2 separate regions of the Homo sapiens genome follow, and region 1 is linked to region 2. Evidence: chromatin contacts called from ENCODE Hi-C or POLR2A ChIA-PET data. All regions are on one chromosome and are shown on one strand. Each heading gives the region's core, a stretch centred on a gene start or an enhancer-like site at or near the end of the contact. The rest is flanking DNA. Distances are from core to core; before and after follow the strand shown. Region 1 has its middle 85 kb from the start of KBTBD8. Region 2 has its middle 52 kb from the start of KBTBD8.

Region 1 (6,456 bases), core at 2,211-4,710, 35 kb after region 2:
TAGGAGAACTCACAGGACTCTCTATATGCTGTACTCACTGTGAAGATTTATTACAGCAACAAGATAGAAATCAAAATCAACAAAGGAAAAGGGCACTTGGGGTGAAATCTGAAACAAACTGGGTGCAGGTGCTCAAAGACATCTCCAAGTGGAGTCACACAGGATGTGCTTAATTCTCCCAGCAACAAGTCAGGACAACATGTGTGAAATATTGTCTACCAGGGAAGCTCATTACAAACTAAGTGCCCAGGGGTATTCTTGGGGTCTGGTCTTGTGGGCAGCTTCTGTCTGCCGTATACCTAGATTTCAGACTCCCCAAGAGAAAGCAGGTGTTTAAAAATAAAGCACATTATTTGTATGAGTAGTTTAGGCACAATGAACCAGTCTTATCGGGGAACAGTTGTAACTCTCACGAAGTCCAGGAGCAGCCTTGAAAGCAGGTATTTGCAAGTTATCACAGCAGTTCCAGCCCTGTTATAATAGCTCTTCTGCACAGTGCCGATCCCTTAAGTTTCCTTAGCACCTTATATTTCTCCTATAAACCCACTGTTCAACTGCCTGTCTCCCACAGATGGTAAACTCTTTTCTCTGTGAGAAAAGAAGGCAAACTCTGAGCCCGTGAGAAAAGAAGAAACTATACTTCACTCAATATTGCGCCTCCTGTACCTAGCCTAAAGCTTGGCATAAAGTGGATGGTCAAAAATACTTGTTAAATGAAGATAAAGGATTAATATTGTGAGACCATATAAAACTCTTAAGATTATAAAGATACATGGGCAAAGGACATAAAGAAATCAATATTCACTAATAAGCAAATCATCTGATTTTAAAAATTAGGAGTTCTTTCTAATGTATTAAAGTGACAAGGGTCAAATAAATATTAATATACGAAGTTAAGGATATGGATAAATGGTAACTGTTATCCATTGCCGAAAATAATATGTAAGTTATAAATGACTGATTTAGTAATGTATATCAAGAATTTAAAATGTTCATTACCATGTCTCGGGAAATTCCACTTATAATAATTTATCATATAAAACATTAAGAGATAAAAAAAGAAAAAAGATATAAAGATGTTAATTGCAGCATTATTTAAAATGGTATGTATGTGCTAACACTACAAATGTCCAATGATAGAAGGTTAAATAAATTAAAAGATATAAATACAATGAGATATTAAGAAGTAAACCATAGATTGCTTTCAATAAATACTTTATGAGGACATGTAAAAACACCACAATGCAATAAGTGAAAAACTCAAGATATCAGTCAATATATTTTGTTCCAAATTATGTGTATATATGTGTATATTTACATATAAGATATGTATTATTAAAACTACAATAAAGTTGGGAAATATATATGTTAAATAATATTAACTACTTGTGAAGAGTTTAATCATGGGGTCACTGTTCTTTTCTTATTTTTCTTTTTAAGTGCTTTTCAAATGGGTGTTTTTGTAATAAGGATACACATATGTATACTTGCATACATATACATTCATACAAATGAACATGTATTTCCTAATTTGTTTCATTATTTCATTATTGAATAATAACTACTGTGGGGAGAGGAATCTCAAATTAAATATCATATGTGAAGCACACAAATAAAAAAAATTATACTTGTCATTAGGAGAGGACCAATTCTCATCAGAGACATTTGGGGGAACTCACTAAGTCTTAGTTGGTACTTATCCAGTACTACTCACCATTATCAATATTTTATTTAAAAATATACTTCTGAACATGTAATTGTTTCATTTCAGAAATTAAACACTTTTTCAATCTCCACACAGCTGAGATTTCTACTTCCTTTTCATGTGATCTTAGGGTTATGTCTATTTCTGAAGGCTAGTGTATGAAAGTATTCATGAGATATTTTATACTGTCTTTGAAATTTTGATTTTACTATCTTTCATAAGTTTTAAAATATTTGCTTTTAAAATGGGAGTGAAAAGTGCAATCATCAAAGGTTAATTAAATTTCTCCCATCTGGAAATATGAATATTCTGAATATTTACATAGGATTAAAAGATTTAGACACATACATGCACATACACACACACACCAGAGACAGAGACAGACTTGTAACTTCTACTTCCAAAACCCTAATAAATAAGATTATGTAATTTGATGACAGATGATTTATTAAACAGCATCTTTACTGACAAGTTGTATTCTCTGCAACATCTGTCATTTTCCTATCTGATTATGTTTCCATCTCATTCAAACCATTATAGACAATGAATATTTTGATTAGTCATGTTGGGATACTGAATTATATCTAAAACCAAGCTGCTTCTCTGTCCTGGTTTGGATTTCTCCTAGAGCAAACCGCAAACCAAGGACTTGGGTGCAAGTAACTTGTTTGGGAGGTAATCCAAGGAGACATATTGAGGACATGGGGAGTGAGTCAGGGAATCGAGGAATGCTTGAAGCAGGTGTTCATGATCAGGCTCCTTCTGAGGGCAATCTGGATCTTGTTCTCTCTGGAGACCACCAGACAGACTGTGTGGAACATGCCTGGGAAATGACCCACTTAAGGACAAGGAAGTGAATAAGTGAATAAGGACAGTGAATTCTTTTTATGCACCAACACTTCTCTATATTATTTGAAGGTCATCAAAGGGACATTGACTTCCGGCATTTTCAGCCATCCCCATGACCAGGCTGCAAATGCCAACAGGCAGAGAGGAATGGCGATGCTCGGTGGATGGGAACTGTCTGTGGGAGACTTCTGGGTGTGGAGGAAGGCCCCGACCACCCCTCTGTGTGGAACAAGACATGGCCAGGGAAAAGAAGTGATGCTTTCACTTTTATTCTTTTGCAGAGTCACTAGCTCTGACATCAGTCTTAGCACTTAGGAGCCCAGTGACTTTGAGCCAGTTATAAATCCTCCCAAACCCCAGTTTTTCTCATCTGGACTTAGGTTTGGTCAGAACAAGTATCTGAAACTTAGAAGTAGGCAAAAAGATTAGTAGATATTCCTTCAGTGTTATGCTGGGCTTGATTTTCTATTAGCTTGGCTATTTTACAACTCTGTAGGGACAGAGGTTGATTTGTAGATTTTTGTCCTATGGAATGCAAATAATTTCTATTTGATAGAATAGAGCACCCCAAAGCTGACAGTTATGCTTCTCTTGGACATTATTCCATTTGGTATCCAACCCAGAAGTCTTATCCTAGTATTGCCTACAAACATCTGGCATTTAAATGTTCTTTGAACTGGTTTTAATATGTCAAGGGACTTTTGTTAATGAATGAATTGAATAAAAATATTTGGCATGTACTCATTTTACATTTACCTGAGAGTCATAATTTTTGCCTCTTTGAAAACTATACTTTCACAGTTTTATAAACTTATTTTAGCTGTGAGACTCTCCCATCCAAGCCTCCACGGACCCACTATATGTAAAATGGATGAGTATGCAGGAAGTGGTATATGCAGGAAGTGGTGAATATGCAGGAAGTGAGTATGCAGGAAGTGAGTACACAGGAAGTGGTGACCTGCCCACCTCCAAGCCTCTCACAGGCTGCTGAGGAATCTCTTTGCCTCTTTGGAATTGAGTTTTTTAATTGCTCTTCTAAATGATTCTCACTTGTCTTTTGGTCCTTTCTTTGTTTCAAAAAGCTTTCTTTTACAGAAAAGAAAATTGTAGAGACAAAGACCACCCAAACGAAAATTAAACAGATTATTTAGTTGGAGCTTGCTATACAAAGGAGTCAGCCACCATCACTTGTGCTCCACATGGACTTAAAGACAGGCAGAGGAGAGGGAAAGCGTACAGGGAAAAGGAGGAGGCTTCAGGTATGCCCTGATTGGAGGCTGTTGGCATGGGAAAGCTGGAGGTGGGCTGACTGGAGGTGGAGTTCCAATGTAATTGAGTTGGGGAGCATATTTTACTTTTTTTGTGTTGCTCTAAGTAGGAAGTGGGAGGACAGTGGCAAAAATTAGGGAAGCTGTCAGCTATTAAGTACTGACTACTTTGGGCTGATGGCTACAGAAATTGTGATTTGACTTCTTGGACTGGCTGCTGCAGACTGTGGGGCAAAGTTCTCTTTTTATATATGATCTGGCCATTGTCCATTTGTATTTTCAGTCCATCAAAATGGAGGCTTAAGTGTATTGAGTTGCGTGAGGTTCTGCACTCAGTGGCTAAGGAAGACTATATTGCCTGTGAATTCTAGCCTTAGCTTAACTGTAAAGAACAAAGTAAAACAAATCCCTGAGGCCCAGACCAAGACTAGGAAACAACAAAAACTAGGAGGGCAGATTAAAGAGGAGGTAGAGAGAGAAATTGAGATAGAAAGTTTATTCAAAGGGACAATAATAGAGAACTCCCCAAACCTAGAGAAAGATTTCAATATCTACGCACAAGAAGGTTAAGAATACCAAGCAGATTTAACTCAAAGAAGACTACCGGCTGGGCGCGGTGGCTCACGCCTGTAATCCCAGCACTTTGGGAGGCTGAGGTGGGAGGATAACAAGGTCAGGTGATCGAGACCATCCTGGCTAATACGGTGAAACCCCATTTCTATTAATAAATACAAAAACATTAGCTGGGCATAGTGGCAGGCACCTGTAGTCCCAGCTACTCGGGAGCCTGAGGCAGGAGAATGGCGTGAACCCAGGAGGCAGAGCTTGCAGTGAGCAGAGATTGCGCCACTGCACTCCAGCCTGGGCAACAGAGCAAGACTCCGTCTCAAAAGAAAAAAGAAGACTACCTCAAGGCATTTAATAATCAAACTCCTAAAGGTCAAGGATAAAGGATTCTAAAAGCAGCAAGAGAACAGAAACGAATAATATACAAAGACACTTCAATACTTCTGGAAGCAGCCTTTGCAATGGAAAACTTACAGGACAGGAGAGAGTGGCATGATATTTTTTAAATACTGAAGGAAAAAGACTTTTATCCTGGAATAGTATATCCAGCAAAAATGTCCTTCGGACATGAAGGAAAAATAAAGACTTTCCTAGACAAACAAAAGCTGAGGGATTTCATAAACATCAGATCTGTCCTAAGAGAAATCCTAAAGGGAGTTCTTCAATCTTAAAGAAAATGAGATTAACAAGCAATAAGAAATCACATGAAGGTACAGAACTCATGGATAATAGTAAGTACACAGACAAACACAGAATATTATAACACTGTAATTGTGGTGTGTAAACTACTATGTTGAGTAGAAAGACTAAAAGATGAACCTATAAAAAATAGTAAATAACTATTTACTAAAAGTAAATAAAGTAAATAGTAAATAGTATTACTATTTATATATATAAAGTAATATATATTTATATATAAATATATATAAAGTAAATAGTAAATAACTACTAAAAGATGAACTATTTACTAAAAGATGAACTTATCAAAAATGTAAATAACTTTTTATATCTTATTATATTATATATATTATATTATATATTTTATATCTTATATATTATATTATATTATAATATTATATCTGATTATATTATAATATATAATATAATACATATCTTATATTATATTATATATTTTTATATCTTATTATACTATATTATATATTATATAATGTACTTATATAATTATATATGACATATTATATATTATATATAACACTTATATAATATATAATTATATATGTTATTATATATGTTAATATATAATGTTATTATATAATATATTATATATAACTAATTATTGCAATCAATTATTATATATAATTATAAATATTATATAATTATAATATCTATTATATATTTACTCAAAAGTTATAACTATTTATTCAAAGTTATTTTTGAAGATATAGACAGTATAATAAGATATAAATAGAAACAACAAAAGAGTTTAAAAGTGGGGGGGATGGAGTTAAAGTGTAGAGTTTTTATCAGTTTTATCAGTTTTCTCTTTGCTTATTTGTTTTGTAATCAGTGTTAAGTATTCATGAGTTTAAAGTAATGGGCTATAAGATGTCATTTGCAAGGCTTATGGCAACTTCAAATAAAAAATACCTACAACAGATACACAAAAAATAAAAAGCAAGAAATTAAAACATACCTTTTGTGAAGGAGAAAATTACCTTCACACAAAGGAAGATAGCAAGGAAAGAAGAAAGGAGAGTAGAGCAAAAGACAATCGGAAAACAAATAGCAAACTGAGAGGAGTAAGTCCTTTCTTATCAATAATAAAATTGCATGTAAATGGACTAAACTCTCCAAACAAAAGACATAGAGTAGCTGAATGGATTGTTTAAAAAAGAACCAACGATCTGTTGCCTACAAGAAACACACTTCACCTATAAAGACATACATAGACTAAAAACAAAGAATATCAAAAAGATATTCAATGCAAATGGAAATCAAAAAAGAGCAAGAGTAGGTATATATTGGACAAAATAGATGTCAAGTAGTATCTATCAGACAAAGTTTCAGTAGTATCTATCAGACAAAATAGAATTCAAGACAAGCACT
Region 2 (6,704 bases), core at 352-2,851:
TAAATTCACATTTATTACAGTTTTTACTTAAAAATAGACTGTTGACAAGCTGATAATTTGAAAACAGAAGCTGTCATTATAATAGTAGTTATGACAGTTGTAGTCCTTTGTCAGCTTCAAGACTCATCTGATTTTTGTATGTTATTTTGTTTGCACAATAGGGAGAAAAATCTTAATTCACTAAATAGGAGCAAATAGCTTTCTAACACACTCATTTTGCATTCTTTGGGTACTGGATTACTTAACTGATTTTGAAACACCACAAAGAATGGTAGATTGTTTTCCTACATTTATTCATTAATACTTCTAACTACTGTTCACATAATTAAGTGTTCAAATTTCAGAGAAGTTGATAAAAAGATATAATCAATTCTTTTGGTAGAAAATGCTTTTAAACTGTATCTTATAATGTGATGGTAAGTGGTGTTTTAAAAAAATCTTGTATACTTCAATGTTTGTCTATAAAATATAGAGTCACTTAAAATTTCAAGTAGTAAAATGGATTTTGCTTTTCATATTAAGTCCAAAATTTTGTTTCATTACTAAGGATGGTATAACTACAACCTGAACAGCCTTACAAATGTTATTTATGTTGTAAAAATTACTGTCAAGACAAAGAAGCTGATGTAAAATGTATAATCAAATGTGACAGATATCACACTCATGAATAATTAATAAAAAGCCACGTATGAAAAGCTACATGTATTTCAAAAAATTAATATTGCATTTATAAGAAGTTCAATTGTATGGAAAGAGATGTCCAAGCAAATATTATTTTGAAATTTGTGCCTGACAGCGAAAGATCAGGCATTAATGCTCTCCAATGTGTTAACATTTGGTATTTAGCACTTTTGAACAAGTTGGTTTGTGTGTTTGTGTGTTACAGTATAAATCACATCAAAAAAAGTATAAAGTCATGTTTGAATTAAACAACATTGTGTGACTCCTGAAGCACATTTTGAAATAGCTTTTAAGATATCTCAATAGTAGAGTCAGAGTTTTGGGACTTAGGATTGGAAACAATTACTACAAGCCTAAAATCCTGAGCTTTCATGTTGGTGTATAAATCCCATAAATCTCTTAATCACTCCTAGGGCAAGCTTTCATCTAATTTTCCCAAGAGAGAGTTATCAGACAAATTCTTGGAGTTCAATTAGGGCATGTTGGAGCTCTTCAGAGGATAGGTTTCATATAATTCTAATAAATCAATATGAATCCCAAGCTTGTATAATATAATTGTGTTAAATTCACTTCTTCAGAATGCTGTGCTATGACATTATGTCTTTAAATTGTTATCACAAAAGGCTGAATTTCTTTTCTAAAAAAAAGTAAAGTTAAACCTTCTATAAGTAAATAATAGGGCATTTTCTAAAGCTGTCTCACAGTGTATTTTTCTGGTTTGGTCTTTAGTTAATTTTACCACTGGTCTGTATCAACTAAAGGTATTTTATTTAAGATGTCACGAATAGTAATAATTACTGAAAAAGATATAGCACCTTAACTTAGGAGGCTGGTAATCTGTCAGAAGCGTAAAAATCATTAACACATGTATCCTTTACATAACTGAATTCACTTAAAAGGCAAACTACCAGGGTCTATAATTATAGCCTGATTACAACTTTCACTTCCTGTGTCAATTTCATGAAATGAAATCCATTCAGCGCACCAGCATGGCACATGTATACATATGTAACTAACCTGCACAATGTGCACATGTACCCTAAAACTTAAAGTATAATAAAAAAAATAAAAAAATAAAGTCAGCTCATAATAAAAAAAAATTGTCTTCATATCTCAGTTTGTTCTTCTTCCTGTTACTGTACTTTAGAAGAGTAATAAACTCTATTTAGCAACTCCTTTCCAAAAGTAGGCAATGTAAAATAAGTCAGCTTCTTCTAAAGCATTCATGTAAATGATTTTAGCCTTCCTCAGTCTTGACCTTTACTTACATTTCCCTCATTATGATAATTTTTCAAGCAATCTGTGAAAGATAATATCACAACTCTCACTTCCCCTAATTATAGGCTTGTTGTGAGAGCTGTATTTGCACTCTCCCACCTTCTTCCTGTTTTGTCCTTATGTTAATCTGTGAAAGAACTAATGGGCATAAATCCTTTAAAAATTATTTAATTCTGGTAAAAATACTTCACATGAGATCTACCCTCTTAGCAAATATTTAAGTGTACAATTATAGTTGACGATAGGTACGATGTTGTATTTGCATTTTTTTGTCTCTGTATTCTATTGACCAAGCTAGGCTCCTGAAGTGGTGTAGCACTATCTGGCATGGTGGATAGTGACATGAGAAGCCAAAAATGACTTCAGAAAGAGGGTAATTCAGAGGACTCATTAGCTTAGGTGCGAGGGAGACACACTACTGCATTGGAGTTGCATACAACTAAAGGGTTTGCTGGACAGCCAGATTTAGTCAGGCAAGTTCTGCCTTCTTGTTCAGATATGTTTTAGCTGGATAGAAAACACTTAAGAAATATCTATTAAGTAAATCCATTCACATAACCAGATATGGGAAAAAGCTGTGTTAGCATGTTCCTGGTATTGTAGAAACCCCATTTTTCACCAATGTACAAATAGAAGGCTCTGCTAAATAACTAATTATTACTTACTGCTATCCTAATAAAGGATAAGAAGAATGCCCATTTATCCAAGTGGGAAAAATTGAAATAATTATTTATTCTTGTTTTTGGAGTGTACTTATACATATATACTTGAGTGTGACTTTCATTCTGGAAACTCACATTGCTTAAAAAAAATTAAGCCACATTAAACTGAAGTTAAATAGTAGTCAAACTACGATTATCTGACTCAAGTGACAACACATTTATCTTTTTCCCATTCTTTCTTTGCTGATCAGTTCTTCAGTTCCAATATAGCTCCCCGTTGACTGCAGCAAAGCAACAGCCTTGATAGAGTTGATTTTTTTCTTCCATTTACTATTTCCCATCTTACTTATCACATAGGAAAAAAGAAGTGCTTTGCCATATATTGCAACTTCCAGAAAAACAAAATCTTCTTTATTTACATTAGAAAGCCCTGAAATAAGTGGAGCAGGTGAAATTGTCACAAAATTTGAAGGCATGAGTTAGCATGGTTAATCAGACATTCTATTCAAAGGTAAGGCACATAGGCTGTCTCATCTTTGACAGGAAGTATAGAGGACTAATGATTTTATCCATTCTTTCTCCCTCATTTTGCTTCATGCAATATACAAAAAATGATTCAGGTGGGTGAAAGACTTACATGTGAAAAGCAAAGCTTCTACGCAATTTTTTAAAAGGAGTTAGGGGAATATTTTTGTGTCATTTGCTAAGATTTGGTTGTTTGACCCCTCCAAATCTCATATTAAAATGTGATTCCTAATAAGGTGTTTGAGTCATGGGAGTGGATCCCTCATGAATGGCCTGGTGTTATCCTTGAGATAATGTGTGAATTCTTGTTCTATTAGTTCCCATAAGAACAAAAAAGAGCCTGGTGAAAAAATAAAATAAAAATAAAGATAAAAAAGAGCCTGGAACATCCCTGCCACCCCGTTGCTTCCTCTCTTTCCATGTGTCTCTGCACATGCCAACTCCCCTTCACCTTCCATTATGAGCGGAAGCAGCCTGAAGCCCTCACCAGAAGCAGATGCTGATGCCATGCTTCTTGTACAGGCTGTGAAACTGTGAGCGAAATAAGCTCTTTTTCTTAACAACTTACCCAGTTTTAGGTATTCCTTTATAGCAATACAAACATGGATTTAGATAGCACTGGAGCAAAAATGAACAGATCACAAGAGAAATGATTGGTAAATCTGACACATGAAAATTAAAAACTTGTATGTAAAAAAAGACACTGTAAACTAAGTTAAAAAATGACGACAAAAGGGAAAAAGATATTTCAAGACTTATAAGAAAAAGCATTCCTATCTAGAAACTGTAAACTCCTACAAGTCAATAAGAAGACAACGCAATTAAAAAATGGGCAAATAATATGAACAGGTAATTCACAGATGAGAAAACTCAAATAAACATATTAAAAGATGTCCAACCTCACTAGGAATGTGGGGAATTCAAACTAAAACAACAATGACCACATTTTATACTTCAAAATTTACAAGTCTATTAATACCAGGTTTTAGCTTGTAGAGAAAGAGGGAATTTTCATAAACTTCTGGCAGAAGTATAAATTGGTAAAACCACTTGGGAAAGCAATTTGGTAACACTTGGTAAAGAAAATAAACCTATCCACATTCAGGTATATTCCTTGACTTTTGCACATATGCATAAGGAGACATTATAAAGGTATTCATTACAGCAATGGAAACAACTAGATGAATGGCCACATAAATGACAAAATCCTATATGGTATCTAAAATGAATAAATATACCCAATACATATCAAAATATGATGTTCAGTGAAGAGCAAGTTTCACAATGTTTATTATTCAACTTGTATAAAAATATTAAGATATAGTTTATGCAGAAAAATATACAAATATGGACAGGAAAGATATAAGCCATCATCAGAATAGAGGTCATCTTTGGAGAGAGAAACATGGAGGGGATTGGAATAGGGGAAAGAAAAGAGGACATTCACTCTTCTCTGTAATATTTTATTTCATAAAAACAATTGCTGAAGCAAGCATGGCAAAATTAACATCTATCATTTGGAGTAATGAGGACATAAATATATATTATATTATCTTCTGTATTTTTTCTGCTTATTTTAATCATTTCATAACTAAGCAATAAAATAATAGCTGTACACTTTAAAGATAAATTAACGATAGATGCTCAAAACTAAAAATTTGAACTACTTAAAATATTTTATTTTCCAAAATAACAATTGATAAAAATTTTTTTAAAATTAAAAAACTGATTTAAAAAATAAAAAAGCTAAACATTACATAGCAGGACTTATAGAATATGGCCAATATGTTCTTTAGACAAAAATTGATTGTCTTTAATGCACTTACTTCAAGAGTTAATTCAGAATAATTCCTATAAAACCTGAGGCAAGTAGCTGAAGGAAATAACAAAGATGATTGTAGAAATCAATACTTTCAAAACTGGGTCTTTAGAAAAACAAAGAAAATAGAAAAATTTCTAGAACATTAAAGAGAACAAACAATAAAACCTAATAAGTGATATTAGAAATAAAAAAGGCATACCTACAGAAAGAAATAGAGAAGTAAAAATGAAAAGAGACTAATACACACACTGGTATGTGAACACATTTGAAAACAAAAAAAGAAATAAATCTTCTTAAAAATATACATATAAAACTTAAGAAGAAATAGGAAACCCAAATAAAAGGCAAACAAGGGAAAAATTAAGGATGGTATCAAAGGCTCTTGCATCGAATAGTATTATGAGTGAATTATTTAAGACGAAATACATATATATACCCACACATATATATATACACATATATACACACACACATATATATATACACACATATATATATATACATATATATATATGATTCCCCACCACAGAAAAATATGGAAAGCTACCCAGGTCATTTTCCAAAGCTAGCAAACCTTGAAATCTACATGTGTCAAAGATGGCATTAAAATGTTTCTATAGCTTTTTCTCACTTATAGGTATAGGGTGCACTAAAAAAGAATAATTAGCAATAGAATTAGCCAATATATTAAAATAATTCATCCTATGATAACAGTATGTTAACTTATCAGTAGAGCCAATAAGAAAAACACAGATGCAGCCTTAACAGGTCCTTAATCAGAGTTGGGATAAATTTTTTTTAATTATTATTTTTTTAACCTTATTTTTTTTAAATTTTACTTTGAGTTCTAGGATACATGTGCAGAACATGCAGGTTTGTTACATAGGTATACATGTGCCATGGTGGTTTCCTGTAGCCATCAACCCATCATCTAGGTTTTAAGCTCCACATGTATTAGGTATTTCTCCCACTGCTCTCCCTCCCCTTGCCCTCCACTCCCCAACAGGCCCCAGGGTGTGATGGTCCCCCACCGTGTCCATGTGTTCTCATTGCCCAACTCCCGCTTATGAGTGAGGACATGAGGTGTTTGGTCTTCTGTTCCTGTGTTAGTTTGCTGAGGATGATGGTTTCCAGCTTCATCCATATCCCTGCAAAGGACATGAACTCATTCTTTTTATGGCTGCATAGTATTCCATGGCATATATGTGCCACATTTTCTTTATCCAGTCTATCATTGATGGGCATCTGGGTTGGTTCTAAGACTTTGCTATTGTAAATAGTGCTGCAATAAACATACGTGTGCATGTGTCTTTATAGTAGAATGATTTATAATCCTTTGGGTGTATACGCAGTAATGGGATTGCTGGGTCAAATGGTATTTCTGGTTCTAGATTTTTGAGGAATCGCCACACTGTCTTCCACAATGGTTGAACTAATTTGCACTCCCAATAACAGTGTAAAAACATTCCTATTTCTCTACAGCCTTGCCAGCATCTTTTGTTTCCTGACTTTTTAATAGTCGCCATTCTAACCGGCATGAGATGGTATCTCATGGTGGTTTTGATTTGCATTTCTCTAATGACCAGTGACGATGAGCTTTTTTTCCATGTTTGTTGGCCAGATAGATGTCGTATTTTGAGAAGTATCTGTTCATATCCTTTGCCCACTTTTTGATGGAGTTGTTTGTTTGTTTTTCGTGTAAACTTGTTTAAGCTCCTTGTAGATTCTGGATATTT

The links. Hi-C counts contacts between places; a loop is a spot of excess contacts on that map. ChIA-PET counts read pairs that join two places held with the same protein, here RNA polymerase II (POLR2A). Pooled maps may share reads with other maps.
Region 1: a map with no recorded cell type shows a loop between it and region 2 (7-fold over the local background). The contact joins two enhancer-like sites. A Hi-C loop is called at or near these places in 1 of 168 maps with a recorded cell type or tissue (naive thymus-derived CD4-positive, alpha-beta T cell), 5 of 37 single-sample maps with no recorded cell type and 5 of 50 pooled maps. POLR2A ChIA-PET finds 5 or more read pairs at or near these places in 4 of 52 experiments (AG04449, OCI-LY7, activated B cell and 1 more).

What each region holds. Positions count from the first base shown.
Region 1 is chr3:67,079,996-67,086,451 of GRCh38, forward strand. No RefSeq gene overlaps it. Among named protein-coding and RNA genes, the nearest start is that of KBTBD8, 85 kb to the left of the region's middle. RefSeq lists an enhancer at 2,953-4,152. Within about 2 kb of position 3,461, at least 5 of the 41 ENCODE cell types and tissues checked have a DNase peak (open chromatin) inside an H3K27ac peak, as active enhancers do; they include OCI-LY7, where a contact is called at or near this core.
Region 2 is chr3:67,046,595-67,053,298 of GRCh38, forward strand. No RefSeq gene overlaps it. Among named protein-coding and RNA genes, the nearest start is that of KBTBD8, 52 kb to the left of the region's middle. RefSeq lists a silencer at 1,507-1,566. Within about 2 kb of position 1,602, at least 3 of the 41 ENCODE cell types and tissues checked have a DNase peak (open chromatin) inside an H3K27ac peak, as active enhancers do; they include OCI-LY7, where a contact is called at or near this core.